Regions from separate parts of the Homo sapiens genome. Here region 1 is linked to region 2. Evidence: chromatin loops called from intact Hi-C (ENCODE). Cell type or tissue: Calu3. All regions are shown on one strand. Links, peaks and the distances in the headings refer to the core of each region. The heading gives the core; the rest is flanking DNA.

The links. Hi-C counts contacts between places; a loop is a spot of excess contacts. Peaks named below come from ENCODE experiments on the same cell type or tissue, not always from the same donor. Only the 100,000 strongest peaks of a DNase experiment are listed, where the experiment ranks them.
Region 1: a loop joins it to region 2, with 6 times the contacts of the local background. A loop is called at or near these places in 15 of 110 quality-filtered maps.

Annotation. Positions count from the first base shown.
Region 1 is chr4:143,474,514-143,491,530 of GRCh38, reverse strand. It overlaps GAB1 (GRB2 associated binding protein 1), which reads right to left. Exons shown (of 10, transcript NM_002039.4): 10 at 16,966-17,017. Among named protein-coding and RNA genes, the nearest start is that of SMARCA5, 31 kb to the left of the region's middle. In Calu3, for the core only: no CTCF peak of the experiment used is centred there; a DNase peak (open chromatin) is centred at 8,560.
Region 2 is chr4:142,978,027-142,995,043 of GRCh38, reverse strand. The region is part of intron 1 of USP38-DT (USP38 divergent transcript); the gene reads left to right. Among named protein-coding and RNA genes, the nearest start is that of INPP4B, 140 kb to the right of the region's middle. In Calu3, for the core only: a CTCF peak has its summit at 9,675 (motif pointing left); a DNase peak (open chromatin) is centred at 9,653.

The DNA.
Region 1 (17,017 bases), core at 4,646-12,645, 500 kb before region 2:
GTAAGAGAAGATGCCTGATATAATTTCAATTTTTTTGAATGCTTTAGTGTGACCTAACATGTGGTGTATCGTTGAGACTAATCCATGTGCTGAATAAAAGAATGTGTATTCTACAGCTCTTGGATGAAATGTTCTGTAAATATCTATTACAGCCATTTGGTCTACAGTGCAGATTGAGTCTGATGTTTCTTTGCTGATTTTCTGTCTGGAATATCTGTCCAATGCTGAAAGTAGGATGTTGAAGTCTCCAGCTATTTTTGTATTGGGGCCTATCTCTCTCTTTAAGCTCTAATAATATTTCCTTTATATATCTGGGTTCTCCAGTGTTGGATGCATATATATATTTATAATTGTTATATCTTCTTGCTGAATTGACCCCTTTATCATTATATGGTGACCTTGTCTCTTCTTATAGTTTTTGTCTTGAAACCTATTTTGTCTGATATAAATATAGAGACTCCTGCTCTTTTTTGGTTTCCATTTACATGGCATATCTTTTTTTCATCTCTTTATATTCAGTCTGTGTGTGTCTTTATAGGCGAAGCATGTTTCTTGTAGGCGGAGATCAATGGGTCTTGTTTTTTTTATTCATTCAGCCAGTCTGCGTCTTTTCACTGGAGGGTTTAGTCCATCTACATTTAATGTTATTATTGATAATTAAGGACTTATTCCTGCCATTTTGTTATTTGTTTTCGGTTGCTTTGTGGTCTTCTCTTCCTTCTTTCTTTTCTTTCTGTTTTCTTCTAGTGAAGGTAATTTTGTCTGGTGATATGATTTAGTTTCTTGCTTTTTATTTTTTGTGTACCCATTGTATGTTTTCTAGTTTGGGGTTACCATGAGTCTTGCAAATATTATCTTACAACCCGTGATTTTAACCTGATAACAACTTAACACTATTTGCATAAACAAACAAACAAAAAGAAAACTAATAAAAACTCTATGCCTTAACTTTGTCCCCCTGCTTTTTAACTTTTTCTTGTTTCTATTTATATCTTATGGTATTGACTATGTCTTGACAAGTTGTTTCAGTTATTATTTTTGATCAGTTCTTTGTTTAGTCTTTCTACTTAGGTTAAGTGTAGTTTACACACTACAGTTACAGTGTTATAACAGTCTGTTTTTCTGTGTACTTACAATTTTTTTTTTTTGAGACAGAGTCTTGCTCTGTCGCCCAAGCTGGAGTGCGGTAGCATGATGCCAGCTTACTGCAACCTTCACCTCCTGGGCTCAAGCAATTCTCCTGCCTCAGCCTCCCGAGAAGCTGGGACTACAGGCACGCACCACCACATCCAGCTAATTTTTTTATCTTTAGTAGAGATGGGGTTTCACCATGTTGGCCAGGATAGTCTTGATCTCCTGACCTTGTGATCCACCTACATCATCCTCCCAAAGTGCTAGGATTACAGGTGTGAGGCACCATGCCCAGACTAAAGCCAATAACTCTTATGTTTGCCTTTTAGAGGCTATTTTCTAGAGGCTATATCCTGTAGGTGTGCTTCATTGTTTTTTATTCTTTTTTCCTTTGTCTCTTCTGACCTGTATTTTCAAATACCCTGCCTTCAAGCTCACTTATTCTTTTTTCTCCTCGACCAGTTTTGCTATTAAAGGACTCTGATACATTTATCTGCATGCCAATTGCATTTTTCACCTCCAAAATTTCAGCTTGACTCTTTTATTTATTTCAATCTCTTTGTTAAATTTATCTGATACAATTCTGAATTCTCTCTCTGCATTATCTTGAATTTCTTTGAGTTTCCTCAACACAGCTGTTTTGAATTCTCTGTCTGAAAGGTCGCATAGCTCTGTTTCTCCAGAATTGGTTCCTGGTGATTTATTTAGTTCATTTGGTGAGGTAATGTTTTCCTGGATGGCATTGATGTTAGTAGATGTTCTTTGGTGTGTTGGCATTAAAGAGTTAGGTATATATTGTAGTCTTCACTGTCTGGGCTTATTTGTAGCCATCTTTCTTGGGAAGTCTTTCCAGATATTGAAAAGACTTGGTTGTTGTGATCTAAGCTGTATCTGCTCTTTGGGTCATCCCAAGCCCAGTAACTCTGTGGTTCTTGCAGACTCATAATGGTACCGCCTTGATGGTTTTGGACAAGATCCAGCGGAATTTTCTGGATTACCAGGCAGTGACTCTTGTTCTCTTCTGTTACTTTCTCCCAAGCATACAGAGTCAATCTCTCTCTGTTCTGAGCCACATGAAGCTGGGGGTGGAGTGACACAAGCACCCCTGTGACCAACCACTATGACTGTGTTGGGTCAGACCTGAAGGCAGCATAGCACTGGATCTTGCCCAAGACCTGCTCCTGGCCATGGCCTCTGTTTGCTTAAGGCCCTGGGGCTTTACAATCAGCAGATGGCAAAGCCAACCAGGCCTATGTTTTTTTCTTCAGGGCAGCAAAGTCTCCCAGGTGCTGGGTGGGTCCAGAACTGCTGTCCAGGAGTCAGGCACTAGATTAAAAAACCTCAGAAGCCTACCAGGTGTTCTATTGTATTACAACTGAACAGGCACTCAAACCACAAGATGAAGTCCTTCCCACTCTTTCTTCCCCTTTCCAAAGACAGAGGAGGCTCACCTCATAGCCACTGCCACCCTGGCCATGAGGAGTACTGCCAGACTACCGCTGATGTTCCTTTAAGGCCCAAGGGCTCTTGAGTCAGCTTGTTGTGAATGCTGCCTGGCCTGAATGCACCCTTCAGGGCAGCGAGCTCCCCTGTAGCCCAGGGCAGGTTCAGAAATGCTGTCCAAGAGTTATGTCCTAGAACTGGGGACCCCAAGAGTCTGCTTGGTGCTCTACCCACCTGCGGCCAAGCTGGTACCTAAAGTGCAAGACAAAGTCCCCTACATTTCCCTCTGCTTTTTGAGGCAGAAGTTCTGTCCCATAACCACCAAGGCTGGGAGTGTTCTGAATCTCACCTGAAACCAGGATGTCTCAGAGGCTCACCCAAGGCCCTCAATGTAGTATCTGTTTATTGCTACTGATTATTCAGGGCCCAAGGTCTCTTCAGTTAGTGGGTGATGAATGCCACCAGGACTGGATCCTTTTCTTCAAGGCAGCAGATTCCCTTGTGGCCCAGGGTGTGTCTAGAAATGTCTGAGAGCTAGGGCCTGGAACAGTGGCCTCAAGACTTTGCCTGGCGCCCTTTCATGCTGTGGTTGATTGAGCTGGTATCCAAGATGCAAGACAAAGTGCTCCCCACTTTTCCTACTGCTCTCAAGTGAAAGGAAGGGGTCTCTTTTGAAGTCATGAGCTGTGCAGCCTGGACTTAGGGGACGGGTGATGCCAGCACTCCCTTGGCTGCCGTAGCTGGTGTCTCAGTATGTCGTGTGCTCCCCTCACAGTCCACTGTTTCTGGGCCTAGTTCAGCGCTAGGAGTTGCTCAGGGTTGCAGTCCTTATGGTCTAGACTGCCTTTCAAATTTACTTGGAGACACAGAGTGCTGTAGCCCGTGGCGGTGTGGTTTGCAGGAACTCAAGTTCAGACCACTAGGATGGGATTGGTGATTTCCCTCTGGCTAGGGCCTGGTTTAAATGCTCACTCCCTGTCAGCTGAGTTTGGTCTGGTTTTCCTTTCTGTTCTAACAGGATAGCACTGAATTCAATGCCTCACAATTGCTGTGTTCTCCCTCCTCCAGCACCCAGATTTGCTGCTGCTTGGGGGTGGCGGAAGGGTGGTGTTGGCAACTTAGGACTGTTTTTTCTGTCTGTTTGGTGCCTCTTTCAGTGATAGGAAATTAAAACCAGGTGCTATGAGTGCTCACCTGATTTTTGGTTCTTATGAAGGAGTTTTTTCTGTGTAGATGATTGTTAGCTTGGAGTCCTTGTTGGGGGAGTAATCTGTGGAGCTTTCTATTCTGCCATCTTGCTGTGCCTCCCTATCAAACACAACAGAGTTCAAAGCAGGATCCTCCAAAAAACATTCTAGAGATTCTATATTCTTTGTTCCATTCACTCTTTAAACTTGGTAATGGATGAAGCAGCAGAAGAATCTGTTTTGACACGCTAGATTTCTTTATTTTACCCAATAACTATGCGATTATTGTAATAAACAATACATTTTGGTTTCAACATGTTGAAATGTGTCAGAGAAGTCATTTATGGAAACTATTGTCAATATCTACAGGAAAATTGAGATGATGCCATCAGGCCACTAAGAACTGAATTGTACGTAGTATAAAATCCTTTTGTGGAAATTATTGATAATATTAATAAAGATGTAGAGTCTAGAACTCAAGATATAGGCATAAATTGAAAATATCCACTTTAAACTTACTTTCTTAGGACTAATTTGGCATATTTTAAGTCAAAATACAGGTATAATGAACATGATGCAGGACTAAATTCAATGTAAATAATGGCCTTGAAAGCATCAAAGAAACTAAGAAATTCTATAAAGATAAATAAAGTGATAATACTTACAAAAGTATATGTTATTGTGCTTGCTTTGGCAGCACATATACTAAAATAGGAATGACAGAGATGTTGTTTAATGTGTATACAGTTGCAAGATGAAAAAGTTCTGGAGATCTGTTTCACAACAATGTGAATATACTTAATATTGAACTACACATTTTAAAATGGTTAAGATGGTTAATTTTATATGTCTCTTACCACTTTAAAAAACATATGTTACAAATTCTAAATAAAGTCCCTTGATATTGATACAGCAAAGACAATCTAGAAGACTAAGAAGTCTCAGTTTGGCTGCACATGTCAAAATCAAGCCCTCTTTGATCCAGCATCAAATAATATGCTCTTTGCTTTGTTTCTACATTAGCTGAAAGAGTATTATCTTTAAAAAGAAGATTGTGATGGTGATTTCCTAGATGTGTACATACATTGAAACTCATCAATTTATAAGCTTTAAATACATGCAGTTTTATATTCATGAATTATATCTCAATAAAGCTGTTTTATTTTTTCAAAATAAGAAAAAATTATACTGAGGTATCATGACTTTTCTATGTCAGTGCTTCTCAAACTTCAATGTACACATGATTCATCGGGGGGTCATAATAGGAAGTAGGTTCTGATTCCATATATGGGATACCTATGGTTTGTTCATGTATGAGTATCTGGAAGCCTTATTTTCCAAAGTCTAGTATTAATTCTATTTAATTATTACAATATATTTATGGAGATAATTTACTGAACACATTCCAAAATACTTTGAAATTCTCAAAGATATTTTTTCTTTTCTAGTATCATTTTGCCAGTGAAAAGGTAGCCTCTCAAAATTAAAAATTTTTTAGAACCACTTAAAGTCTACAGTATCACAAGAAAGACTGGCAAATCTGGTGATTATTTCTGAAGAAAACAAGATATTAGAGTAAGCACTGAAATGATCCTAAAGAACTTAGTTTTATAATTTTAACAAAGTTTTATTTTTAAAATTGATTCCTTCACAGTGACTTTGCGTTCTTGCTCATTATAATTCGTTTTTATTAATTTATGATAACTTTGAGTCCTCAATGATTTTGATAATTTTAAACTTTCTATAATTTCATGTTTACATCTGATATATGTAATTTATTCAGATGCTATATTGACTTTACATATGACACGTTTTATCATTGTTGAGAACTAAATAACGTATTGACTTAAAATTTATTGTTACCCAGAGGTGCCAACGGGTGGTAGCAGCTCTAAGTGTAGGGTGTGAGGAAAAAGGTAATGAATGAATTGGATTTTATTTTGAAGGCTGTGGGAGCATCTGAAGGATATTAGGCAAGTGAGTTATGAGATCAGATTTGTGATGGAAAAAGATTCATTTGGCAATCATGATGGCGAATAGAGATGGTGGATTCAGAAGGCACAAGAGACACTGGGTGTGGAACTAATCAGAGATGATGGCAGCCAGGAGTTACCAGCAGTGATCTATGTGAGAAAAGAGGTAGGAGCAAACTAAGGCAGTGGCAGAAGAAAAGAGAGAAGAGAATGAGAATATTCATTATCTGAGCAGAAAGAAAAGACTGAGGGTCATAAAAATTTATTAATAAGAAAACATGCACTGATAAGTATGAATGTGCCATTAATATATTTCTATTCTTGAATACATTTCCATCTTCACCACCTCCCTGCCCATCGGTCTTACTTCCCTCTGGGATCAGGAGCCAGGCTTGCTGTGTGCTGCCTGGCCTCCTTTCCAACTTTTCTGCATCTTTTCTCTGGTCCAGCATTTTTCAGCTACAAGAACAGAGGCAGATCAGAAACGAATTGCACATTCCTTAAAAGCTGTTGTGAAGATGAAGTAACACTATTCAACTAAAATGTCACAGGAAATTATCAAAAGCTGTTAAATCTATTCCATTTGATGTGGAGTACAGTTGTAAACTTTATTAATAGTAACAAATATTAAAGTATATTCTGCCAATTGTTCATTTAGTGAATTGGCCTGATTCCACAAGTTCTAGGGTAGAAAGCAGGAGGAGGAAAAGGTCATTGGAGTTTAAGGAACATGGAGAGGCTGGTGTGCTGTATGCATTGCCCTGAAGGATATTAAAGTTACCCAGAAAATTGGAAGAAATATAGAAGAAGGGAAGGCATTGAGGCATGGGGGATGAGAGAGAGTGACCTCTGAATGAGAGGGAGTGAACAGAAATCACTAGAATATAGCGACGAGGACGGTGGTGTCTTAAGCTCCTATAGTTACAGTTTTGGGATGAGGATTGAGAACTTGTTTGAAGTAGTGTTGGAAGAGGAAGAAGGGGACTCATGTCCTGCTCTTAGGGTCTAGGGTATGACAGGAAAATACTTTCACTTGAAAGAGATGGGAAGTAGTATCCTCAGGAGAGCTCACGTTTAGTGAAGTCAGTTTGGGAATAAAATTGAGATAAAGCTCTTCCTTTAGAGAACCAGAGGAAAGGCTTAAGGGTTAGGAAGAGGTGGGAGACTGTGGCAAGTAATGGGACGATCATTTTGGGGGTGAAGAATTAGAGATGATAGATGACAGGACCTAGGTGAATTGGAGTTGTGGGGGATGCCACTGTAGTTGGAGTGCTTTTGGTAATGGTGGTGGCTATGGGCAAAGCCAAGTCCCCTTTTTGTGAGCCTCTGATTATCTCGGCTCAGGAGACTTCCATCTTTGCAACTGAAAAAGGAGGGCGGCCGGGTGCGGTGGCTCATGCTTGTAATCCCAACACTTTGGGAGGCTGGGGTGGGCGGATCACCTGAGGCCAGGAGTTCCAGACTAGCCTAGACAACATGGCAAAACCCTGTCTCTGCTACAAATACAAAAATTAGCTGGGCGTGGTGGCTCGTGCCTGTAGTCCCAGCTACTTGGGAGGCTGGGGCAGGAGAATTACTTGAACCTGGAAGTGGAGGCTGCAGTGAGCCGAGATTGTGCCACTGTATCCCAGCCTGGGCGACAGAGCAAGACTCTGTCTCAAAAAAAAAAAAAAAAAAAAAAAAAGAGGCCGGGCACGGTGGCTCACGCCTGTAATCCCAGTACTTTGGGAGGCCGAGGTGGGTGGATCATCTGAGGTCAGGAGTTCATGACCAGCCTGACCAACATGGTGAAACCCCATCTCTTAACTAAAAATACAAAATTAGCCAGGCGTGGTGGCACACGCTTGTAATCCTAGCTACTTGGGAGGCTGAGGCAGAAGAATGGCTTGAACTTGGGAGGTGGAGGTTGCAGTGAGCCAAGATCGTGCCATTGCACTCCAGCCTGGGTGACAGAGTGAGATGGAGTTCATATTTTAAATGTGCTATTTCTGCCTAAAATATCTTTAAAAAATAAAAGAAAATAAAAAGGAGGCCAAATGTCTATAGCAGCATTTATTCATACTACCTTGAAAGTGGAAACAATCCAAATGTCCATCAACTGATGAATGGATAATTAAAATGTAGCACAGCCGTAAAATGGAATATTATTCAGCAATAAAAAGGAAAGCAGTACTGATACATGCTACAGCATACATGAACCTTGTGTACAGTATGCTAAAGGAAAGAAGCTAGTCATAAACGGCCATGCCACATATTGTATGGGTTCTATTTTTATTAAATGTCTAGAAAAGGGAAATCTACAGAACCAGAAAATAGGTTCATGATAGCCTAGGGCTGAGGCAGGATTGGGGTAATTGGTAGTGATTGCCAATGGGTACGGAATTTGTTTTCGGGCTGATGAAAACGTTCTAAATTAATTGTGGTGATGGTGGTAAAAGGCTGCAAATACACTAAAAATCAGCTGTATAGTTTAAATGGGCGAGTTATTTGGTATGTGAATTATTAATATATTTCAGTGGAAAAAGGGGACAATAACTCAGGTTGTAATCAAACAAAATATTATGGATGTGAGAATGTTTTGGAGACCAAAAAGCACAAAATATATGTGAAATTGGTAAGGCAAGTGTGGGGACACCTTCTTCTGAAGATTTAAAAGAAAATGACTAATACTTTAGGGCTGGTCTTAACTGACTTATTGAAGGCAAGGGGGCAGACCACTTGGCTTCAAGGAACTTTTACAATTGTAATTCCATGAGAGAATATTCATGTAATTTATTCTACTTTTTGTCAGATTTCCCTTGAAAATTCAGTTCATGCACAAGAGGGTGCTGTCCACCAAATAACAACTTGTTCATCGCTGCTGGCAATGTGCATATGTAATCTTAGGAGAAAAAAACCAAAGTAAGGTCAAGGAGAACCTAAATTTAAAAGTCCCTTAATACATATGAACTAGTATATATGAGTTTGCTTATGAGTGTACAGCATATCTCTGGAAGGACATATAACATGGGCATAGGAGAGAGGGGTACTTTTTTCTGTAAACTATTTAATGCTTTTTATGTTTTGAACCCTATGATTGTATTATTTATAAGAAACATTGTATAGAAAGAAATAATACCTTATAAAAATTATTCTGTGATGTTATTTAGATTAACATGTGAAATTGAGAAAAGGGATGTGGAGAACATATGCAACATATAGAGATATTATTCAAATCAATTTTTTAAAATCATTGCCAATTCATAGTAATGGCTTATTTTGTCTACTTATTCTTCTAATGAATCCAAGGATTTTCCCATGTATTATATGTGTATTCTTTCCTTCCTTTCTTCCTTCCTGAACGCCTGGCTTCTTGCCTGCCTTCCTCCCTTCCTTTTTTTTCTCTTCCTCTCATTTTTTCCAGGTATAAGAAAGATAATTGAATTGTTCAACTACTTTTCAACTTTCTACTATAAAACTCTTCAATAGAAAATTTGAAAGAATAGTACAATAAACATTTACCACCTTGATGGAATAATTATTAATATTTTGATTTTAACTTACATCTTATCTTTTTAAGAGACAGAGTCTCACTTTGTTGCCCAGGCTGGTCTCAAACATCTGAGCTCAAGCAATCCTTCCATCTCAGCCTCCCAAGTAGATGGGACTGCAGGCACATGCCAATTATTTTGCTCTGTTTATCTCTGTACATATATGTATATGTGTGTGCATTTTTTTCAATATTATTTTCAGATGTTTTAACCCTAAATAATTCAGCAGCCATCTATATAATGAAGGACATTCAACTACATTGTCATAATATTATTACACCAGAAAAATTATGAGTAATTCTTTAATACCATTTATTATCTAGTTCATATTTTAAATGTGCTATTTGTGCCTAAAATGTCTTAAATCACTTTCTTCCCCCATGAAGTATTGTGGTTGTTATGCGTTTGTCTCTTTTGTTCTGGAGCAGTCCCTCACTTAAAAAAAAAAAAGACTTCATCTTTTTGTAGAGACCGGGCAAGTTGTCTTACATGGAATATTCTATATTTTGTCTGATTGTTTCCTGGTGGTGTCAATTAAATTGTCCCTCTGTCTTCTGGATGTTAGATTCAGGTCAAACATTTTTGGCAATAGTTTATTTTTAATCTTTTCATTATGAAATAAAACACACAGAGTTCACAAAACAAAAATATGCAGCACGATTAATTATTACAAAGTGAACATACCTAGGCAACCACCACCCAAGTGAATAAATAGAACATTGCCAGCACTCCAAAAACCACATGCGCCCCTTCCAACTTTTTACCTGTCCTTCCCATCCAGTGTAATTACTATCCTCGACTTTAGGAAATTAACTCCTTACTTCCTTTATAGTTTTGCCACCTAAGCATGCATTAAACACCATGGTTTAGTTTTTGCACTGTTTTTGCACTTTATGTGGGTAAAATCATATGTTGTGTTCTTTTGTATCTAGCTTCTTTTAGTCAATCTTGTACTTGAGAAATTCATCTATATGCTTATGAGTGGCTGTAGTTTATTCATTTAAATATCTGAATTATTGAAATAAAACATAATTCACTTCTCCTTTCTACTGTTGATGGGCATTTGGGTTATTTTGCTCATTTTGTTTTTGTAAATAATACTACCATGAACATTCTCATGTCTGTCTCTTGCTACACATGTGCATGCATTTCAGTTGGGTATAACTCGGTAGTATGATTTTTAGGCCATAAGGTATTCATATGTCTAAATTTTGTAAATATTTTGTACATTTTGTAAATAATGACAGTCTTTCAAAGTGGTTGTGTTAATTTGACCCCTACTAGCACTGCATGAGATTAATTTACACATTCTTAGCAATGCTTCGTATTGGCAGTCTTTTTAATCATTTGAGTGGATGTGCAGTAGTATAACGTGGGTTTTGTTTGCATTCTCGTCTCCTGCCCCTTTTTGAGTTACTGCATTTTTCTTACTGATCTATAGGAGTTCTAAATATAATCAGTTTATGAATCATTTGTTAATTTTCCCACTGTGTGTTTTGCTTTTGGTTATTGTAACAGTATCTATTGATGAGTAGATGTTCTTAACTTTGATATAATCCAATTTGTCAATCTTTTATTTTTTGGTTAATTCCTTTCTGGTCCTCTTTAAGAAACCTTCTTTTTTTTTTGAATCATGATAAAATTATCCTGTATAAGCTTTGTTATTGTTTTGCCTTTCACAATTATATCTACAGTTCACTAGGAATTGATACTTGCTTATAATATGAGTCACAGGTCAATTTTCTTCTTTTATTTATATGGATATCCATGTGGTCCACATTGTTTTCCACTGCTCTGCAGCTACTGTGTCATAAATCAGTGTCCATATATACGTGGTTCTGTTTCTGTGTTCTCTTTTGAGTTCCTTTGGCATACTTTTTCATCCTGGTACCAATGTTACTTGCTACATCTTTATAATAAGTTGTAAATCTTATAGAGTACTTCTTCCACATTGTTATTTTTCAAGAATATTTTGGCTATTCTTGGTCTTTTGCACTTCCATAGACACTTAAGAATCAGCTTCTCAGGTTCATTTAAAACAAAAACAAAAACAAAACAAAAACCTGGGATTTTGAATGACATTGCATTGAACTTAAAGATCAACTTTGGGGAAAACTGATATCTTCACAGCATTGAATTACCCCACCCATGCACATCATATACTCTTTTTTATTCCTCTATTTTGACTTTATTCTTAATATTTTATAGCAGAGGTTTTGCACATACTATTTTAAATGTGTTTCTGATCAATTCTTTTGATGCTATCAAAATTTCATATTCAAATTGTTACATACAAAAATTGATTTTTGTATGTTAACCTTATTTCTAACAACCTTTTACCTGTAGATTTATTTCAGCTTTCTACATACACAATCATATTATCTGTGGATAACAGCTGTTTTATTTATTTTCTCAAATTCTTGTAATTTTCCCTGCATATGTCCTTCAGTACAATACTGAATAGAAGTGGTGATAATGGACATATTTGTCTTGTTCCAGGTCTCAAAGAGAAAGTTGTCAATATTTCAGCATTAAGTGTCAGGTTTGCTGATAAATGTTTAAATATTCTTTTTTTCATAAACTTCCCTTTTATTTAATGTTGCTAAGAGTTGTTCTTTAAATCATGAATAGATGTTGAAGTTTAACAATTTTCTGCATCAATTGAGATGATCATGTGATTAATTCCCCTTTATTTTATTGATAAGAACCTTGCATTCTTGATTTACCAGGATTTATTTGTTATTTCTTAAATGTTTGGTAAAACTATTTGTTTCTTAAATGTTTGATAGAACCCATCGAGATGTTATCTAAGCTCAGAGTTTTCTTTGGAAAAAGGTTTTTAATTATAAAACTCATTTTAGCTGATATAGAACTATTCAAATTTCTTTTCAGTTTTAGAAAGTTGTCTTTTCTAGTGATTTGTTCATTTTATATAGTTTTCAAATATATTGGCCTAAGGTTGTCCATAATCTTTCTCGTTATCATTTTAATGTCTGCAGTATCTGTAGTGATATCCTGCTGTTTTAATCCTGTTAGTTATATGCAAAAACAGGATTATACCCAGGTTACATAGTCTTAATTTTTACACCAATGGTCTTAAAGAACCATTCATGACATCAAATATTCTTTTATTGCAAGAGCTAACATTTTTTTCAAGTAGTAAAACCTATTTTTCAAATAAAACCTTATACTTTTCTTCCAATGTACAAACAAAAATGTGAAGGTACCGTAATTAAAACAAGGATGAAGTGAGACTGGATCTCTCAAATACTTGATCTACCTTTCCTTTTTGAGGTCTCCCCTGTTGGAAGGACATGGTTTTAAAAATTATTATTCTATATTATAAATTGCTATATACATGTGTATGTACAACTTAATTTCCTCTCCATTGTTGGATAAGCCCCTAATTCGTTGGAGACAATTTTTTGTGATGAATTCGTTAATGCTAATTGCTTGAAATGTAATTGCTAGGTTAAAGGCTAACTACAGTTTCAAGACTTTAAAATCGTATGTATAAACTGCTCTTTGAAAAAGTTGAGGCTGGGCGTGGTGGCTCACGCCTGTAATCCCAGCACTTTGGGAGGCTGAGATGGGTGGATCACCTGAGGTCAGGAGTTTGAGACCAGCCTGGCCAACACGGTGAAACCCCATCTCTACTAAAAATACAAAATTAGCCAGGTGTGTTGGTGCATGCCTGTAATCTCAGCTACTTGGGAGGCTAAGGCAGGAGAATGGCTTGAACTTGGGAGGTGGAGGTTGCAGTGAGCCAAGATCATACCACTGCACTCCAGCCTGGGAAACAAGAGTGAAGCTCCGTCTCAAAAAAAAATTAAAAAGTTGTACCAATTTATGCTCCTAGTGGTATAGATGATAGTGTCCTATCACTCACATCTGTATCAATATTGGGTATTATCATTGAGTATTTCAAAATATTTGAAGGAAAATTACGCAGTCTTTAAAAATAATTCAGATGCTTAACACCTAGGAAAACATTTATGATAATAGTTAATGCAAAAAGTAGAGTCCAGCTGCACATTTAGGCAAAGGTAGGGAAGTAACATGGCTTGTGGGCATTTTTCTTCTTACTCTCCCAAATTGTCTTTAATTACAGTTTTACAATGCGAAAGTAGAAAAAAAATTCAGAAAGCAACAAGCTTGGCCCCTGTGTCAGCTCAAGAGAATTAAGCCACGCTAGTAATTTTTAAACGACAGATAATTTAATGCAGATTAAAATCACACCACTCACTGGTAGGTGTGAAGGCTCTTTAGGAAGGATTCTCAGAACAACGCTACGGAGCTGCCAGACATGGGAACAATCGGGAATCTGGGTTCAGGAAACCACTGCACCAATGGTTGAAACCGTAATACCTTCAGAGTACAGTAATCTACCATGGCAAGTATTGGCTCCAAGCATACACCACTGCAAGAATTGCTTAGCAGGAATCCATTGCTTCACATCCTAAATGCAAACTGCGAGATTTAATATTGATGCCTCACAGACTTCTGTCTCTCCACTGAACTGTTTCTGAGATTAAGCAAGTATCACTGGTGAAAAGTTAATTACAAGCAGCGCCCTAGTTGCAAGGAAGTCTGGGAAATGTAGTTTTTATCTTTACAGCTTCTTAAATACAGGAGGGTACTCCAGAGAGAGGTTGGATCAGCTGTTCAGCAAGCCAATCTTCTACAGATGCTTCATGTCCATGAGGATGATCAATAAAAGATTAACTGACTTACTGGTCTGACATGATGACAGATAATGAAGATTGTTAAGGATTTTCTCTGTTTGCTGTACCTGATTTTCTCTGTTTGCTGTACCTCCACCCTTCTCTGCCTTCCCAAGTGCCCTGGGAGACTGACTTCTATGTATTACATATTCTGGGTTCCCAGCCTTTCTGGGGGCTGGTTGGTTTTAGCCAATGGCAAGCTGTGAGAGAGGTACCCTGGTTTCTTCACTGCTGGTCAGCATTTGATAGTGTGTGTGTCCCTTTACCTAAGATTAAAGTGTCTGTTGGCAGACTGTCTCCACCAGCTACAGCTCTTGCTGGGTGTAACAGCTTCCTCCACTTGCCTCCTTAGTTCTAGAAGTGGTAATGGCTTCTCACTGCTGCTAGTCACTTACCGTTGCTCAGGATTTTACTTTTTAAGAAATGGGGTCATTTTGCTCTGTCACCGAGGCTAAAGTGCAGTGGTGTGATCATAGCTCACTGCAGCTTTCAACTCCTGGACTCACACAATCCTTCTGCCTCAGCCTCCTGAGTAGCTGGGACTATAGGTATGCACCACCACATGCAGATTACTCAGGGTTTTTAACCATTCCTTGTTGGCTCCCTTAACCCTACCCATACAATAGTCCCTTCATTCAACTCTCCTCAATTACTTCTTTGAGTGTGCCATCTTTTCCTGCTGGGAAAAGTTAACATAGCCAGGCAGATGAGACATAAACATAGCCACAAGCTCAGAATGTGTCAGGTTTTTGGAGATAGGGTTGTTAAAGAAGTAATTAAGGTAAAATTATTCATTTTACCTAATCTAGTATGACTGATGTCTTTATAATGAGAGAGCAGAACCAGGGGTGCCAACACAGAAAAAAAGACCATCTGAGGACGCAGTGAGAAGATGGCTATCTACCAGTGAAGAGACCTCAGAAGAAATCAAACCAACGCAGCCTTGATGCTTGACTTCTAGCCAACTGACCAGTGATAAATTTGTAGTATGAGGACTACATATGTATTACATTGAACAGCAACTGTTCAATAGTTTTATAAGAACATACATTGAAACTCACAGACCTAGGTTTAGAACTGCCTCCTGACTTCTTGTGGCCTACTCTTTCCATGCTTTGGGTTATTGTTCTGACATTTTCAAGTCCTTAATTACCAACACACTTGAGTTTCCAAGGTCTTCCATCCTTGGCCTCATCTCTCAACTCTTAATTTTGCCTTTGTGACTGCTAGCATCTTAGATGGCTCCCAGTGATCCTTACTTCCTGGTATTCATACCCTTGCAAGTCTCCTCCCACAGTGAATCAAGGCGTGAACTGTACAACCCATTACTGCACAGCAGAGATGACAGTGTGTGACCTCTAAGGCTAGGTCATTTGTTTGGTCTCTGGGATCACTAGCTTTGGGGGAAGCCAGCCCCCATGCCTCAAAGATACTCAAGCAGCTCTGTGAAGCAGCCACATGAAGAGGAACAAAGGCTCCCAGCAACAGGCAGCACCAACTTGCCAGCCATGTGAGTAAACCACCTGAGGCAGATCCTTCAGCCCTAGATAACTCCAGTCTCAGGTAATTTGACTGTAATTTCAGTAGAGACTCTGGACCAGAACTGTTCGGCCAAGACACTCCTGAATTTCTGACCATGGAAACTGTGAGAATAGATGACTTTTTAAAGTCACTACATTCTGATTACACACCGTAACTAATACAATATTTCATAAGCCTCCACCCAGTACATAGTTCTCCATATTCTGCTTTTGTCTTTTTCTTTACCTCTTCTCATGAAACAAACCAGTAGCAAGCCAACCTTCTTGCAAATCCTCCATTGTCCAGCTCAATCTCCATCTTTGTGAAGCTTTTCTTAAATACAGAACTTTGTTTTTTCTTTGGTAGCTCATAGTTGGTACCTCAGAAATAATAACTTACTGTCCTGTATTATTTTTTCACACATATTTGTAAAGATAAAGATGAGGTAGATTTCTTTCATGTTTCCCATAGCACCTTGAATAATTCAACATGTGTAGCTTAGTGAAATGACTAAATTATTAATAAGCCACCATCAATTAGAATCAAAATCTGGGACAACAGTATTTTCTTCTTAGTCTGACTTTCAAAATTACTGTTTTGTCTAAGGACCGGAATAAGCAACTTTCAAACACATTGTTTTAATAAGGCTGATTAAAAAACAGCTTTAGATGTACATGGGTAATATGTTTTAGAAATTTAAAGCAGGGAAAACTAAATAAATGTGTAGGGTCATAGCATGTGACAAGGGTGAAGAGGTGAAGACTACAACCCAGTGTTACAAATGAAATTCTGTCCTTAATAGTATTCTGTACCCTTTGTGACAAGAATCCAATAATCTGTGTTCTTCTTAGAATACTATTTTCCATCATTGGAGATGTTGATTTAATGGTTCCTAGAAGATAAAAAGCTATGGCCAGAAGTGGAAACATGGTTCACTGTCAGTAAATGGCTTCAGAAGAAACTTTTGGAGCAGACTGCTAACACATTGCAAATTAAACTTCAAAATCATTGCTTGGTATGAGAGGCACTCAGATTAATGACTCAGTATGTTTATCAGTCATGGTTCTCCAGAAAAACAGAACCAATAAGATACACATATCTGTAAGATAGCTATATATTCTTATATACCAACACTTACATGTTTTATATGTGTTTTGAAGATATATATATACACACACACACGGGGGAGATGGAGAGAGACAGAGAGAATTAGTTTTAAGAAAGGCTCCAGGATTGTAAGAACTGGCAAGTCTGAAGTTGGTAGGGTAGGCCAGCAAACTGGATCAGGTAAGAGGTGATGATGCACTCTTTAGTTCAAAATCTACAAGAAGGCAGGCCAGCAGGATGGAAACTTAGGATTAATTTGTTATGATCTTGAGGCTGAATTACTTCTTTTGGAAACCTTGGCTTTTGCTCTTAAGGCCTTTAGCTGATTGAATGAGGTTCAACAACATTATGGATGAGAATCTGCTTTACTTAAAATCAACTGATTGTAAATGTTAATCACA
Region 2 (17,017 bases), core at 5,422-13,421:
TGCCTAATTGCCCTGGCCAGAACTTCTGACACTATGTTGAATAGGAGTGAGGAGAGGGGGCATCCCTGTCTTGTGCCAGTTTTCAAAGGGAATGCTTCCAGTTTTTGCCCATTCAGGATGATATTGACTGTGGGTTTGTCATAGATAGCTCTTATTATTTTGAGATATGTCCCATCAATACCTAATTTATTGAGAGTTTTTAGCATGAAGCATTGTTGAATTTTGTCAAAGGCCTTTTCTGCATCTATTGAGATAATCATGTGGTTTTTGTCTTTGGCTCTGTTTACGTGCTGGATTACATTTATTGATTTGCATATGTTGAACCAGCCTTGCATCCCAGGGATGAAGCCCACTTGATCATGGTGGATAAGCTTTTTGATGTGCTGCTGGATTCGGTTTGCCAGTATTTTATTGAGGATTTTTGCATCAATGTTCATAAAGGATATTCGTCTAAAATTCTCTTTTTTTGTTGTGTCTCTGCCCGGCTTTGGTATCAGGATGATGCTGGCCTCATAAAATGAGTTAGGGAGGATTCCTTCTTTTTCTATTGATTGGAATAGTTTCAGAAGGAATGGTACCAGTTCCTCCTTGTACCTCTGGTAGAATTCGGCTGTGAATCCATCTGGTCCTGGACTTTTTTTGGTTGGTAAGCTATTGATTATTGTCATAATTTCAGATCCTGTTATTGGTCTATTCAGAGATTCAACTTCTTCCTGATTTAGTCTTGGGAGGATGTATGTGTCGAGGAATTTATCCATTTCTTCTAGATTTTCTAGTTTATTTGCATAGAGGTATTTGTAGTATTCTCTGATGGTAGTTTGTACTTCTGTGGGATCGGTGGTGATATGCCCTTTATCATTTTTTATTGCGTCTATGTGATTCTTCTCTGTTTTCTTCTTTATTAGTCTTGCTAGCGGTCTATCAATTTTTTTGATCGTTTCAAAAAACCAGCTCCTGGATTCATTAATTTTTTGAAGGTTTTTTTGTGTCTCTATTTCCTTCAGTTCTGCTCTGATTTTAGTTATTTCTTGCCTTCTGCTAGGTTTTGAATGTATTTGCTATTGCTTTTCTAGTTCTTTTAATTGCGATGTTAGGGTGTCAATTTTGGATCTTCCCCACTTTCTCTTGTGGGCATTTCGTGCTATAAATTTCCCTCTATGCACTGCTTTGAATGTGTCCCAGAGATTCTGGTATGTTGTGTCTTTGTTCTCGTTGGTTTCAAAGAACATCTTTATTTCTGCCTTCATTTCATTATGTACCCAGTAGTCATTCAGGAGCAGGTTGTTCAGTTTCCATGTAGTTGAGTGGTTTTGAGTGAGTTTCTTAGTCCTGAGTTCTAGTTTGATTGCACTGTGGTCTGAGAGACAGTTTGTTATAATTTCTGTTCTTTTACATTTGCTGAGGAGTGCTTTACTTCCAACTATGTGGTCAATTTTGGAATAGGTGTGGTGTGGTGCTGAAAAAAATGTATATTCTGTTGATTTGGGGTGGAGAGTTCTGTAGTTGTCTATTAGGTCTGCTTGGTGCAGAGCTGAGTTCAATTCCTGGGTATCCTTGTTAACTTTCTGTCTCGTTGATCTGTCTAATGTTGACAGTGGGGTGTTAAAGTCTCCCATTATTATTGTGTGGGAGTCTAAATCTCTTTGTAGGTCACTCAGGACTTGCTTTATGAATCTGGGTGCTCCTGTATTGGGTGCATATATATTTAGGATAGTTAGCTCTTCTTATTGAATTGATCCCTTTACCATTATGTAATGGCCTTCTTTGTCTCTTTTGATCTTTTTTGGTTTAAAGTCTGTTTTATCAGAGACTAGGATTGCAACCCCTGCCTTTTTTTGTTTTCCATTTGCTTGGTAGATCTTCCTCCATCCCTTTATTTTGAGCCTATGTGTGTCTCTGCATGTGAGATGGGTTTCCTGAATACAGCACACTGATGGGTCTTGACTCTTTATCTAATTTGCCAGTCTGTGTCTTTTAATTGGAGCATTTAGTCCATTTATGTTTAAAGTTAATATTGTTATGTGTGTATTTGGTCCTGTCATTATGATGTTAGCTGGTTATTTTGCTCGTTAGTTGATGCAGTTTCTTCCTAGCCTTGATGGTCTTTACAGTTTGGCATGATTTTGCAGTGGCGGGTACCGGTTGTTCTTTTCCATGTTTAGTGCTTCCTTCAGGAGCTTTTTTAGGGCAGGCCTGTTGTTGACAAAATCTCTCAGCATTTGCTGAGAGAGTAAAGTATTTTATTTCTCCTTCACTTATGAAGCTTAGTTTGGCTGGATATGAAATTCTGGGTTGAAAATTCTTTTCTTTAAGAATGTTGAATATTGGCCCCCACTCTCTTCTGGCTTGTAGAGTTTCTGCCGAGAGATCCGCTGTTAGTCTGATGGGCTTCCCTTTGTGGGTAACCCAACCTTTCCCTCTGGCTGCCCTTAACATTTTTTCCTTCATTTCAACTTTGGTGAATCTGACAATTATGTGTCTGGGAGTTGCTCTTCTCGAGGAGTATCTTTGTGGTGTTCTCTGTATTTCCTGAATCTGAATGTTGGCCTGTCTTGCTAGATTGGGGAAGTTCTCCTGGATAATATCCTGCAGAGTGTTTTCCAACTTGGTTCCATTCTCCTCGTCACTTTCAGGTACACCAATCAGATGTAGATTTGGTCTTTTCACATAGTCCCATATTTCTTGGAGGCTTTGTTCATTTCTTTTTATTCTTTTTTCTCTAAACTTCCCTTCTCACTTCATTTCATTCATTTCGTCTTCCATCACTGATACCCTTTCTTCCAATTGATCACATCAGCTCCTGAGGCTTCTGCATTCTTCATGTAGTTCTCGAGTCTTGGCTTTCAGCTCCATCAGCTCCTTTAAGGACTTCTCTGCATTGGTTATTCCAGTTATCCATTTGTCTAATTTTTTTTCACAGTTTTTAACTTCTTTGCCATTGGTTTGAATTTCCTCCTGTAGCTCGGAGTAGTTTGATCATCTGAAGCCTTCTTCTCTCAGCTCGTCAAAATCATACTGTGTCCAGCTTTATTCTGTTGCTGGTGAGGAGCTGCGTTCCTTTGGAGGAGGAGAGGTGCTCTGCTTTTTAGAGTTTCCAGTTTTTCTGCTCTGTTTTTTCCCCATCTTTGTGGTTTTATCTACTTTTGGTTTTTGATGATGGTGACGTAGAGAAGGGTTTTTGGTGTGGATGTCCTTTCTGCTTGTTAATTTTTCTTCTAACAGGCAGGACTCTTAGCTGCAGGTCTGTTGGAGTTTGCTAGAGGTCCACTCCAGACCCTGTTTGCCTGGGTGTCAGCAGCGGTGGCTGCATAACAGCGGTGGCTGTAGAACAGCGGATCTTGGTGAACCGCAAATGCTGCTGCCTGATCGTTCCTCTGGAAGTTTTGTCTCAGAGGAGTACCCGGCCGTGTGAGGTTTCAGTCTGCTCCTACTGGGGGATGCCTCCCAGTTAGGCTGCTCGGGGGTCAAGGACCCACTTGAGGAGGCAGTCTGCCCATTCTCAGATCTCAAGCTGCATGCTGGGAGAACCACTACTCTCTTCAAAGCTGTCAGACAGGGACATTTAAGTCTGCAGAGGTTACTGCTGTCTTTTTGTTTGTCTGTGCCCTGCCCCCAGAGGTGGAGCCTACAGAGGCAGGCAGGCCTCCTTGAGCTGTGGTGGGCTCTACCCAGTTCCAGCTTCCTGGCTGCTTTGTTTACCTAATCAAGCCTGGGCAATGGCAGGCGCCCCTCCCCCAGCCTCACTGCTGCCTTGCAGTTTGATCTCAGACTGCTGTGCTAGCAATCAGCGAGACTCCGTGGGCGTAGGACCCTCTGAGCCAGGTGCAGGATATAATCTCCTGGCGTGCCATTTTTTAAGCCCGTCAGAAAAACACAGTATTAGGGTGGGAATGACCCGATTTTCCAGGTGCCATCTGTCACCCCTTTCTTCGACTAGGAAAGGGAACTCCCTGACCCCTTGCACTTCCCGAGTGAGGCAATGCCTCGCCCTGCTTTGGCTCACGCATGGTGCGCTGCACCCACTGTCCTGCACCCACTGTCTGGCACTCCCTAGTGAGATGAACCCGGTACCTCAGTTGGAAATGCAGAAATCACCCATCTTCTGTGTCGCTCACGCTGGGAGCTGTAGACCGGAGCTGTTCCTATTCAGCCATCTTGGCTCCACCCTGAGATCTGCTTCTTTAAGAAGTGTAGTACTTGTCCTCTAGCTCTCTCTCTTGCTCCTGCTCAGGCCATATGACTGTGTCTGCTCCTCCTTTGCCTTCTGCCATGATTGTTAGTTTCCTTAGGCTTCCAATCACCAATCAGATGCCAGTATTATGCTTCCTGTACAGCCTGCAGAAGTGTGAGACAATTGAATCACTTTTCTTTATAAATTACAGATATTTCTTTATAGCAATGCGAGAATGAATTAACACATACTCATTGGCCATAGTTCCTCCCCTGGCTCAGTGTGGCACAATCAGGAGAAAAGCATTCATCTCCTGGCTTCTTTCTGGGGAGGGAAAAAGAAGACTTAAACATACATTCAAGGATTAGACATTTTAGGTGGCTACCCATAGGACTGGTTTCTGTCTTGCCTGAATCTAAATGCTGACAAGAAAGAGCATCAGACTAAGGCTTCTGAGAACTAAGGCAATGGTTTGGACTACTATACACTTGCCATAATTCTTCACTCCACTTAGCATGAAATGAGCTGGAGCAAATTCCAACGCCTGGCTGCTTTAAGAACAAAAAAAAGAGTGCTTCCAATGTTCTGACTTTTCAGGAGACTTCCTGAGGTACTAGTTTCTGTCTCACCTATCTCCAGATTACTGATGGAACCTGACATATTCTAGAAGCCTACAGGCTTCTGAGACCAAAAAGAGATTGGGCAGCTTGTAGCAGGTTAGAGAACTTACAAAACCCCACACAGACATGAGAATGAGCAAGAGATTATGAGCCCCTGAAAAAAGAAACTGGCAAATCCCTCCAATTGGGAATTTACATGCAAAAATCCAGAGAAGATTACATACGCAGAAAGGGTTTGAGAAGCTTTCAGAATCTCTAGCCAGGATGACTGGAAAAAGTCTTTCTTTGTACAAAAGCAACCCATAAGCACTGAAAAAGTGGCTTTTTTTTTTCAGATACACAGATCCCAACTCAAAGTTACAAAGCACATGAAGAAACAGGGAAATGTGTAATCAAAGAAACAGCATAAATCTCTAGAAAGTCACCTGAAAGAAATGGAGGTATATATATATTACCTGACAAATAATTCAAAATACCATGTTAAAGTTGCTCAATGAGGCAGGAACAAAATGAGAGTATCAGCATACAGATGGAAAATACAGAAAAGAGCCAAGCAGAAATCTTGGGGCCAAATAATGTAATAACTGTACTAAAAAATGAACTAGAGGGGATCAACAGCAGACTTGATTGAGCAGAAGAAAGAATCACCTATCTTGAAGGCAGATCATTTGAAAGTATTTAGTCAGAGGAGGAAAAAGAAAAAAGGAATAAAAAGAGTAAGGAAAGCCTAAGGTACCTATGAGACAAACATCAAATAGACCTATATATATTATTGGAGTTATAGAAAAAGAAGAGAGAGAGAAAAAGGAAGAAAACCTATTTGAAGAAATAATGACTAAAAACCTTTCAAATCTGGGGATGAAGATAGATGTCCAGATTCTGGATCCCAGTGCATTTCAACTAGGATAAACCTAAAGAAGTCTACACTGAGACACATTATAATCAAATTGCCAAAAGTCAAAGACAAAGAGGGAATTCTGAAAGCAGCAAGATAAAAGTGGATCATCACATGCAAGGTATCCTTCGTAAGACCATTAGCAAATTCCTCAGCCAACACAATGTAGGCCAGGAGGGAGTAGACTAAGACATTCAAAGTGCTGAAGAAAAAACTGCCAACCAAGAATGTTATACTGCATGAAATGGTCCTTCATAAATGAAGGAGAGATAAAGATGTTACCAGGCAAACAAAAGTTCAGAGAGTTTATCACTGCTCTAGACCCGCCTTATAAGAAATGCTATGAGAGTCCTTTGAATTGAAACAGAAGGATGCTGGACATCAACACAAAAAGATATAAAAGTACAAAGCTTACTGGTAAAGGTAAATATATAGATAAACACAGAATAATTCTGAAATAGTGGTGCATTAAGCACTTTTAATTCTGGTGTAGCAGTTAAAAGACAAAATTATTTAGAAAACTAATTATGAAAATATTTTAATGGATATACAATATAAAAAGATATAATTGTGACATCAATAACACAAAATGTGTGGAGGAATAGAAGTAAAAAAGTAAAGTTTTGTATGCAAGTGAGGTTAACTTTTTATCAGCACAAAGTAGATTGTTATAACTATAAGGTATTTTATTTAAATCTGATAATCATAAAGAAAATTTTTATTGAAGATACACAAAAGAAAATGAGAAATAAATCAAAATATGTCATTACTCACAAAAAATCCCTGCAAAAGAAGACAAGAAAGGAAAAGAAGGATGAAAAAGCTACGAGACATACACTAAATACTAGACAAAATGGCGGTGTTAAGTACTTCCCTATCAGTAATTACTTTGAGTATAAATTGATTACATTCCTCAGTCAAAAGCCATAGAGTGCCTGAGTAGATAAAAAATAAGATCCAACCATATACTGTCTACAAGAGACTTACTACAGATATAAGAACACACAGAGGCTGAAATTGGAAGGATGGAAAAAATATTCCAAGGAAATGGTAACCAAAGGAGTGCAGGGTATCTGTACTTATATCAGAAAAAATAAACTAAATTAAAAACTATAAATAACAAAGATGGACATTATACAATGACAAAAAGTCAAATCACCAAGAATTTATAACAATTATAAATGTGTATGCACCCAACATTAGAATACCCAAATATATGAAGCAAACATTGCTAGAGCTGAAAGGAAAAATAGCAACACAATTGTAGTAGGAGATTTCCCATTTTCAATCATGGATAGAACATCCAGAGAGAAGATTAATAAGGAAACAAAAGACTTCAACAACAATAGAGACCAACCCAACAGCAGGAGAATACACTTTCTCTTCAAGAGTACAGGGAACATTCTCAAGAATTGATTGTGTTAGGTCAAAATACAAGTCTTAACAAATTTAAAAGCATTTATGTAACACCAAGTGCCTTTACTCAATGCAATGGAATGAAACTAGAAATTAATAGAAAAAGGAAAACTGGAAAATTCAAAAATTTGTGTAAATTAAACAATACAACCTTGAAAACTAATGGTCAAAGTGTAATTTCTAAGATTAATTAGAAATATATCGAGATATAAATGAAAACACAGCATAACAAAACATGGAGTGCAGCAAAAGCAGTACTGAGTTATAAATGCCTACACTGAAAGAGAACAAAGATCTCAAGTACACAATCTAATTTTACACTTTATTACCATTTGACCTAGCAATCCCATTACTGGGTATATACCCAGAGGAATATAAGTCATTCTCCCATAAAGACACATGTACATGAATGTTCATTGCAGCACTATTCACAATAGCAAATACATAGAATCAACCTAAATGCCCATCAATTACAGATTGGGTAAACAAAATGTGGTACATATACACCATGGAATACTATGCAGCCATAAAAAAGAGCGAGATCATGTCTTTTATGGGAACATGGATGGAGTTGGAAGCTATTATCCTTAGCAAACTAATGCAGTAACAGAAAACTACTGCATGTTCTCACTTATAAGTGGGAGCTAAATGATAAGAACTTATGAACACAAAGAAGGAAACAACAGACACTGGTGTCTCCTTGAGGAGGGAGTTCTGGAGGAGGGAGAGGAATAGAAAAGATAACCATTGGGTTCTTGGCTTAACACCTGGGTGATAAATAGTCTGTACAACAAACCCCCCATGACAGGTGTTTACCTATGTAACAAACATTCACATGTACCCCAAACCTAAAATAAAAGTTTAAAAAATCTAGAAAGGGACAAACTAAATAGAAAGTTGGCAGAAGGAAGAAAACAATGAAGATTAGAGCAAAAATGAAATACAGAATAGTAAAACAATAGAAAAAATGAATGAAACTTAAGTTGGTAAAAAAGACGAAGATTGACAATTCTTTGGGCTAATTAAGAAAAAAGAAGACTCAAGTAAATAAAATCAGAAATGAAGAGGAGACATTACTATTAATACCACAGAAATAAAAAGGATTATAAGAGACCACTATGAATAGTTATATGCCAACACACTGAATAACCTAGAAGAAATAGATAAATTTCTAGACTCTTACCATCTATCATGATTGAATCATGAAGAAACAGAAATTCTGAACATATCTATAACTGGTAAGTGATTGAATCAGTAATCAAAAATTCCCTACAAAGAAAAGCCCCAAAATCAAATGGCTTCATTAGTGAATTCTACCAAACATTTAAAAAATAATTAATGCTGATCCTTCTATAACTTTTCCAAAAAGTTGAAGAGGAGGGAACACTCCCAACCTCATGAGGCCAACATTACCCTGATATCAAACTCATACAAAGACACCATAAGATGACCAAATCCCCATAAAATACTAGCAAACCAAGAAATAAAATACACCATGTCAAATGGTATTAATGCCTGTGACATAAGGATGGTTCAGCATATGAAAATCAATCAATGTGATAAAATACATGAACAGAACAAAGGATAGAAACCACAAGACCATCTCAGCAGATGCAGAAATGCATTTAATATAAATCAATACTGTTTAATGATTTAAAAAACTCAACAAACTAGGGAATAGAAAAAAAATACCAATACATAAAACAGGGCAGAAGTAAAAGGCTCACAGCTACTCATTAATGAAAAACTGAAAGCTTTTCCTCTAAGATCATGAAAGAAGCAATTATGTCCTCTCTTGTTACTTCTATTCAACATAATATTGGAAATCTGAGCCAGAGAAATTAGGCAGGAAAAAAAGAGGCATCCAAATCAGAAAGGAAGAAGTAAAATTGTCTCTGTTTATAGGTTACATAATATAATTTGTAGAAAATCTCTTAACCCCTTATCAGATATATAGTTTGCAAATATTTTCTTCCACTCCATAGGTTGTCTTTTCAATGTTTTTTGAGTTTACTGATTCTTTGTTCTCCTTCATCTAGTCTTCTAGTGAATCCTTCTAGTGAATTTTTCAGTGTAGTTACTGTATTCTTTTACTCAAAGATTTCTGTTTAGCACTTTAAAAATACTTTCTAGCTCTACGTTGAAATTCTCATTTTGCTTATACATTTTTCTCCTGAGCTCATTGAGGATATTTATATGGTTAATTTGAATTATCTGTTAGATAAATCATACATCTCTGTTTTATTAGAGTTGGTTTCTGATGCTTTATATATTGTTCCTTTGTTCTGGCTGTATTTTCTTGTTTCTTCGTTTTCCTTGACTTTTTGTGTTGGCATCTGCATATTAGGAAAAATAGACATCCCTACCAGTCTTCACAGACTGGCCTTGTATGGGAGAAGACCCTCACCAGTCAGCCCAGCCAGAGATACTGGGGGCCTCTCAAATGTCTCTGTATGCATTTTATCTGAAGTTGTGTTATCCAAATTAGCTGGATTTGCCAGCTTTTTTTTTTTCCTTCCGGCGTTTGTAATCTCTTGCTCCCTCTGGTGTTCTTTGCTGTATGGGTCTTCTGGGGCAGCAGCACGCCCCAAGCTCTTTTTCTGTGGTTGTTCTCAACAGTCCTTCCTAAGGCACCTAGAGTATACTGGGTCCTGTGGGTATTCTGAGACAGGTGAGAAAAACAAACAAACAAACAAACAAACAACAACAACAACAACAACAAAAACCATCCCTCAGGCAGTCCCTGGAAAATTTGGAATGATGAATGAACAATTCAACTCTTTCTCTCTCCAGGGAGAAGTTGGGATTTGAGGGTTTTGCCCCACTGACTCAGGACTGAGCCAGAGGGAGGGCATATGGAAAGTATGTGCATGCAAGTCCAACCTGCTGCTTTTGTTCTCAGTGGCTTCCAACTGGGGACCTTTCCTGACAGCATTCAGATTCAGCCAGGCAGAAATAAACCTTGGGCAGCACCCAGAAAAGTCATAACTTTTGAAGTATGGTCCAGTCCTTTTCTTATCTCCCCAGGTAGAAAATTGGGAACTGGTTTTGTTATTGTTGTTGTTGATCATGTGGTTGAGAGGAGGAACCTTGAATTTTTCCACCATCTTCAGTTAGGCTCGTGTTGCTCTTGCCTGTGGTTTAGGAGCCCCTCAGTTCGTTTCTGGACTTCTCATACAGGGAATTGGTCCATGTATTGTTATTGTTGAATTTGTCTGTCTATGGGGAGGAGGAAGATAAAATGCTTCATATTCCCCCATCTTTCTGATGTCCCTCTTTTTTGCCTTTAATTTAAAATTATTTATTAATTTGCTACTGTGTGCTGGAGATTGCACTGAACTCTGGAGACTCTGAGCTTAAGTTTCATTATACAACTTCCATGGTGTTTTATTCTTGTACTCCTGATTTTTTCTCTTTATGTATTGGTTTTCAGGATAATTATTTGTTTATTTAGCATCTTCCTACGGTAAACATTGGCTCCTTTTCCTTTTTTGTTGTTAAAGCATCCAAGATTTTAACATATTAGATACATTTCAAATTATTGCAGTCAATATTCCTATCCATGCTCAATTTATTTCATTTGTGAGCTGTGGTAACCCTTTGAAGTTAGCTCCTGGATCCTTTTTACTGATATAATCCTAGAAAGCATCAAGAGCCAAGACAAGGTCTGTTATTTCACTGCCCTTCTCCCATTTGTTCTCCTCTTCTCTGTCTATCTGCTGAATAGGCTCCCACAGGGATGGGATGGGGTGCTTGGGGACTTCGAGAGAGTAACAAAAGTTTTACCACTTAACTATCATTGTCACTGATGTCTTTGTAGACCGCAGACTGCCGATGTTAATTCTTTGGAGTGCCACAGAGACTTCTTCACCATCCTGGCAGTATATCTGAGGTCCCTAATAGTGAGGTCCTCTGGTTGTTCTCTTGTGGGGCACCTTTAAGACCACAACACCTTTTTAAAATAACTTCTAGTGAAGGCCCTCTTCTGCTGCCCTCTCTCCTTGTTCCTGCTTTTGCCACCTGCTCAAGTCAGCTACAAGGAATATGTGTCAGGTTCTCCCAAAAGCTCTCTTACCACAGTCTCCTCTGCATCTGGCAGGGCCAAGGTCCATATATTCTATGCTAATCAGACAGAGAAGGGAATGTCAATCGCCTCTTCCTTTAGGCACTCCTAATCTCTATAACTGGTTCTCTTGGACTCTCTCCTTAATTAGACTGAAGTGAGGAAATGGAGGGGGAAACCCATTACACTCTTCTGTCTCGGCTGACAGCTCACACCTCAGTTCAGTTCTGCAGTACATTAACCTCCTTTAGCATTGCTTTCTTTTAAAATAAGCTGGACATGGGTAAATGGGGGTGAAGGGATCAGGTCTGATTCTGATTTCTTTTAATAAGCCCACAGTGGACATTTGGCAAGTCCTTGGTATTCTCTTTAAAGCAAAGTTTCTTTGAACATTTATCCCAAATTCCCAGACCACAGGAACGTCTAATTCAAAATCCTATTTCCTAAATTTTTGATTTTTTCTTTATTTCTTAAAATATTTATTTTCTTAGAAAAACTATATATCATCTTGGCTTTTTGCTTCGTAATCATTTTATGGAGTTATTTAGTGGGTGTAGTATATTTTTGTTTCAGCTCTTCACAATTGGATCTTAATAGCCATGACATAAGGAACTTAAAATTTTGCTGAGGTAAGAATTTGGACTGAACAAGTCTGGGTCTGGGTCCAAAGCCGCTTTTATCTCATTGTGGCTTTGTTGTTCTCTACTTGTCAACAGTAACTTTGTAAGTGATGAAATGTGTGTTTCTTTGAGCAAAATGGCCATTAAGTGAGTTAAAACTTTAGCACAGTTTGAAAAGGCAGCAAAATTGCTGGACAAGAATGTGCTGGGAATCACAGGGCTTTTTACTGAGGTATGATTTAGAGGAAAGCTGAGCTAATAGCTCAGTATTTATCATTCTGAAGAATAATGAATGCCTCACAATATAACCAGAACAAAAGTCAATGCACTAACTATGCTATATCATACATATGTTTATTTTTTTAAGTCTCTTTTATGTTTGTTGTTACAGTCTCTTACATTTGTGTGTGCATGCTTTCTTTTTTATTTCTTAATATTAGTTTTCAGGGGTATACATAACTTTTCCTAGGAATCAGCTCTCAGTTTACTGATTTACCAATTTCTGCATTTTTCATCAAATTCTTCCAGATGTTTGCTTGTTTTGCTCACTTCTGTCTTTCAAATCGCTTTTCAAATGTCACCTGTTCAGATAAACCCCTGTGACTATTTTATCTAAAATAGCTATTTCCTCCTATCCTATTTACATCTCTGACTCCTTATCCTGCTATATGTTTCTTTACATTGATTTCTATATAATTGTTATATAAGAACTTGTTTACTTTTTACTTATGTTTACTTATTTACTTATTTATTGCTTACTAAAATGTAAGTTCCCTGTATCCTCAGTGCCTAAACCAATGTCTGGAACATTTTAGACTTTGTCAAAATATTTGCTGAATAAATGATTGAATAAAGAGTAAATGATTTTACTCATCCTGTTTTCTTAAATGTTTTTCCCCTCACCATTTGGAGTTGAATTATGAGTTCATTTACTTCCATTTTTATTTAATAACCAGACATTTAATTTAAAAAATATTTTATGATTGCAGTTTTTATTTTTCTGTTCATCCTAGAGTTATTGAGCAAGGCAATTCTACATTTACAAGCGATTAGGGAGTTTCTGTTTAAAATTTTTGTTGTTAATTACCAGTTTTCATTTTCAGTCAGAGAATGTGAGCTGTAAAATATATTGTTTCTTGGCATTTATTGAGATTATCTTCATGAACAGCTACATGATAACATTTTCAAAATGTTCTCTGTAGAATAAAGTTTACTCTGTCTAATAAAAAATCTTACTAATTGTACTATTGAAATCCTTGTAAGACCTTGGTCAGTCTTTGTTCTGTAAAAGAGAGTTTTAAATTCTCACAACAAAAATAATTTTTCTATCAGTGTTTGACATCTACTGCCAGCAAAGAAGTTCATGACTGATTTATCTTCATTGTAATTTAAATTGCTTATCAGCAGAAATGACTATCTTTTTAATAGTTTACTAAATTCAATTTTACTTTGTTTGAAATTAATATTACTAGTAGCTTTCCTTTGGTCTGATTTTGCCTAGTCAATCTTTCTGTTTCCTTTTGTTTTTAGCATTTTGGTGTCCTTGTGTTATGTGTGAGTTTTGAAGCTGAACATTGTTAAATTTTGTTTTAATAGGTGAGTTCAGTTATTTTATTTTTTGTCCAAATTCTTTTGAGTGATCTTATTTCTTTCATCTTTCTTTTTTTAATTTAAAATGTTTCTTTGCTGTTGCATTATTTTTTTCTTTGCTTCTCCTTTCACTTTTTCTAGTGATTGAAAGATAAACATCTTGTTTTATCTTCTTCAAATGGAAATTACTTTAATGTTAAAACTAAACTTTTTCTAGTTTAATATATTTAAAAATAAGACTTTTTGAGTCTAAATAAAATGAATGTTTTGGCATATATTTTTCTATTACTTTTTCTTGATTCTCCAAAGTAATCTAGATTTCTGAATGTTAATTATTATTTTTATTTCGTTACAGATTTCAACTTTGTTTCTTTTTCATGCCTCAGTTTTGTTTTTAATTTGGGCATATATTAAAATTTAATTTTAATATATGGCAAAGACAGTAGTTAGCAAATTGAACATCAGTATTCGTTATCCTCAGCTCTTTAAAAAAAATACCTCTCCTTCATACATACAAATACATTCTGAGTTTTAATTGGTCATGTGTCCACTCAATTAGAGACTGTAGTTTCTAATCTCCCTGCAGCTAGATGAGATCATGTGACTAAGTGTTGCTCCATTGGATGTGAGCAAAGCAACGTGTGCAATTTCCAGATCAATTTTATGTAAAGAAATTGATTGTTTTTTACCCCCTCTTTTTCCCAGTTTCCATGGCCTAGAATATGGACATGATTGTCCATGCGAGCTCTCACCATATTCATGAGGATAACACTCTAAGAGATGGCAGAGCAATTATACCAAAGGAATTGGGGTTTCCATATGACCTAATGGATTGTCTGCCTCCCACCAGGGACTGGCTTCCTACCTCTAAACTCTTGTAAGAGAAAGTAAGCTGCAGTCTTGTTTCAGCCCCTGTATTTTGCAGCCTTTTGTTTTAGCTTCTTAACCTTTTCTCTAACTAATACATCATATTTGCAGATATTTAATATTTTTAATTGCTTGACATAGTCCCTCATTGTTACTTTTGGTTTTGCTCTCAATATTCTGATAACAAATTTTGTTTAATTTCAGGTAGATACACTTGGGTAGTTATATTCCCTGAGCCATTTGTCCACGTTATCTTGTCTGGGTATAAAATAAGTACCACATCTTTTATTTCCCCCAGTTCTGAATACAGTTCTGGTATTCTGGGTTGAATAAGGCAGGCCTGACTTTTTTCAATTCTCCAAAACTATTTTTGTTGTCTTCCTGAATTTTTACAAAATCTTATGTCAGACTAAAAAATTTATACAGTTTATATTTAATTTAGCCTACTTTATATTAATTTTGTCTAGAATTTGGTAACCCTTTTTGATATATCAATGTCTGTGCTTTGATTTTTTTCACTTAGGACATTATATTTTTCCTTTCTAATATCTCTTTGATGATTGCTTCTCTATTCTTATTTCTTTCTCAGTGGTGATTATTCACATGTTGAATTTTCTCTTTCACTGTATTTATGATTTTCTTAGAGAACTTCTCTAGGTTGTTACTGATTACATTATTTGCAGTCTTAGTTCTGTCCTTTACATGTTCCAATGCATATTTTAATTATTCTATTTTTTTTGTGCTTCTTTGGGATTTCTCTGTATTTTTACTTTCTTATGCCAGATCAATTTTCATCTTATGTTTTATCTTTTACTTCACTGAGTCCATGATTACTTATATTTCATTGATATAATAAAACCAAAGAGAAAATAAGCTTTTATTTTACTTATTGGATAAATATTATTTAGAGATAGATATCTCTCTATATTTTCAGGGAAATAGCTATGTTATTACTTACATATCACAGAGGGGTTTTTTTTTTAATTTTTAAAGATCCCTTTTTCCCCATTTCTGTATGATTTATCAAACTTGAACAAGAAATTATTTTTCTGGTCCTGGTATTTGTAAAGTAATGTGATAGTTTAATTCTCTTTCAGTTTATATATTATCTATGCCTTTATTGCTAGAATTCCCTTATGAACTCTTAAGTTTCTAACCAAGTTTGTGAGCACAACCTCTAACAAATTTCTGGTATATAGCAGACATTCATTTAGGGCGGCTTTGTTATACAGAGTGAGATTTTTTTTTTCTCTGAGTTTTTGGTTCTTAAAGTGTGAAGAAGTAAATTTATTTTTGGATATTTTGAAATTTGAATAATATGTTAGAGATAGTTCATTACCAGTACCATCTCTAGAGAGCCTGCTTCACTCTGCTCTTACTGAAGGCTGAACTTGCCATCAAGTCCTCTATGCACCACTACCTATCCTCTACTTAGTATTCAGCACTAGAAGTTGTTGCTTCCTTAATGAATGGATGTAGAGAGGCAAAGATGAATGTAATGAAACAATCTGCATTATTAAGTACCTAAGTGATGTGTTATGACCTTTTTCAATTCTTTCCCATAAAACTGAATTGCCATTTGAGAGGTCTTGTCAATGATTAAACCTACGGAAAGCATAATTGGGGGTAGACGATTGATTAATAATTGTTTTTTTTACAAGTTTCTATTGCTCTTATCATTTTTCTCTTTTTTCTTTTTCTTTTTCTTGGCAGATCAGAAAATATGTGTCAGTTTCAGTTAGTTAGCATCATTGTAACCTAAATGTTGTAGTATTTCTCCTGAATTTTGTTTTATGCCTTCTGTGCTTTAGGGAGAATAGTTCTTATTTATTGGAACTAAAAAAAAAACGAATAGATTTGAAATTCAAGCTCAAAACCATGTAGAGCTGTCATTGACTTTTCCCAAGGTGTTTAATTGCCTGTAGGAAAGACTTGTTTTGTTTGAAAATTCTCTGAGCATTCACGGAAATTCATAGTGGTCAATTTTGCATGTCACTCGGAGTATTGGGACTGTTTCTTAGGCTTCCCCAGAAGTAAGTAATGTGTGGAAATGGTCACTTAGAGTGTCTTTAAACAAACATTCCTACAAAGGCAAAAATGCATTCAAAGATTGTGAGAGATACAAACGTTTCTAACAGTTTAAGGCATAACCATTTTCTATCTCAAACTTTAAAATGCTTCGGTCACAAATGTTTTCAGGCATAACCTCTTACAGGATTTATGGAAGGATTCCCAGGAACTGAGAGGGCATATTTACCCTAGCTTTGAATGTCACATCTAACCAGATTAACACATTTAGCCTTTGGTTTTAGGTCCTAGGCTATCACATTATGGAACTGGTTTTTATTCTAGAAGGAAGTGGCCAAGCTGTATTTCCTGCTCTTGTTCTAGTTCAGTACTCCTCATCTTTGTCTCTCAAATTCTCACAGCTCCTGGTCTCAATGTGCTGACTTGTCTTAATCTTTGGCAACTGCATTATCTATAATCCCTGATTAAATACATAGCTTTTGGCCTCTAATTCCAACTTTGTTATCAGTTTCTAGCCTTCTTCAGTACCTGACCTCTAACTTTTATCCAAGCCATACATTTGGTTGTCTGAATTTGGTTCTACTCTTAATTCTGTGATCTTCACTGCTGAAAGTCTTGAAATAACAAAACCATCGGCAAATTAATATTCAGCGTATCTGTGTGTTTATGTGTATGAATGTGATTATATCACAATTTAACAAAATGTTAATATCGCAGAATTTCCAAAACAGTGTCCATAATATAACT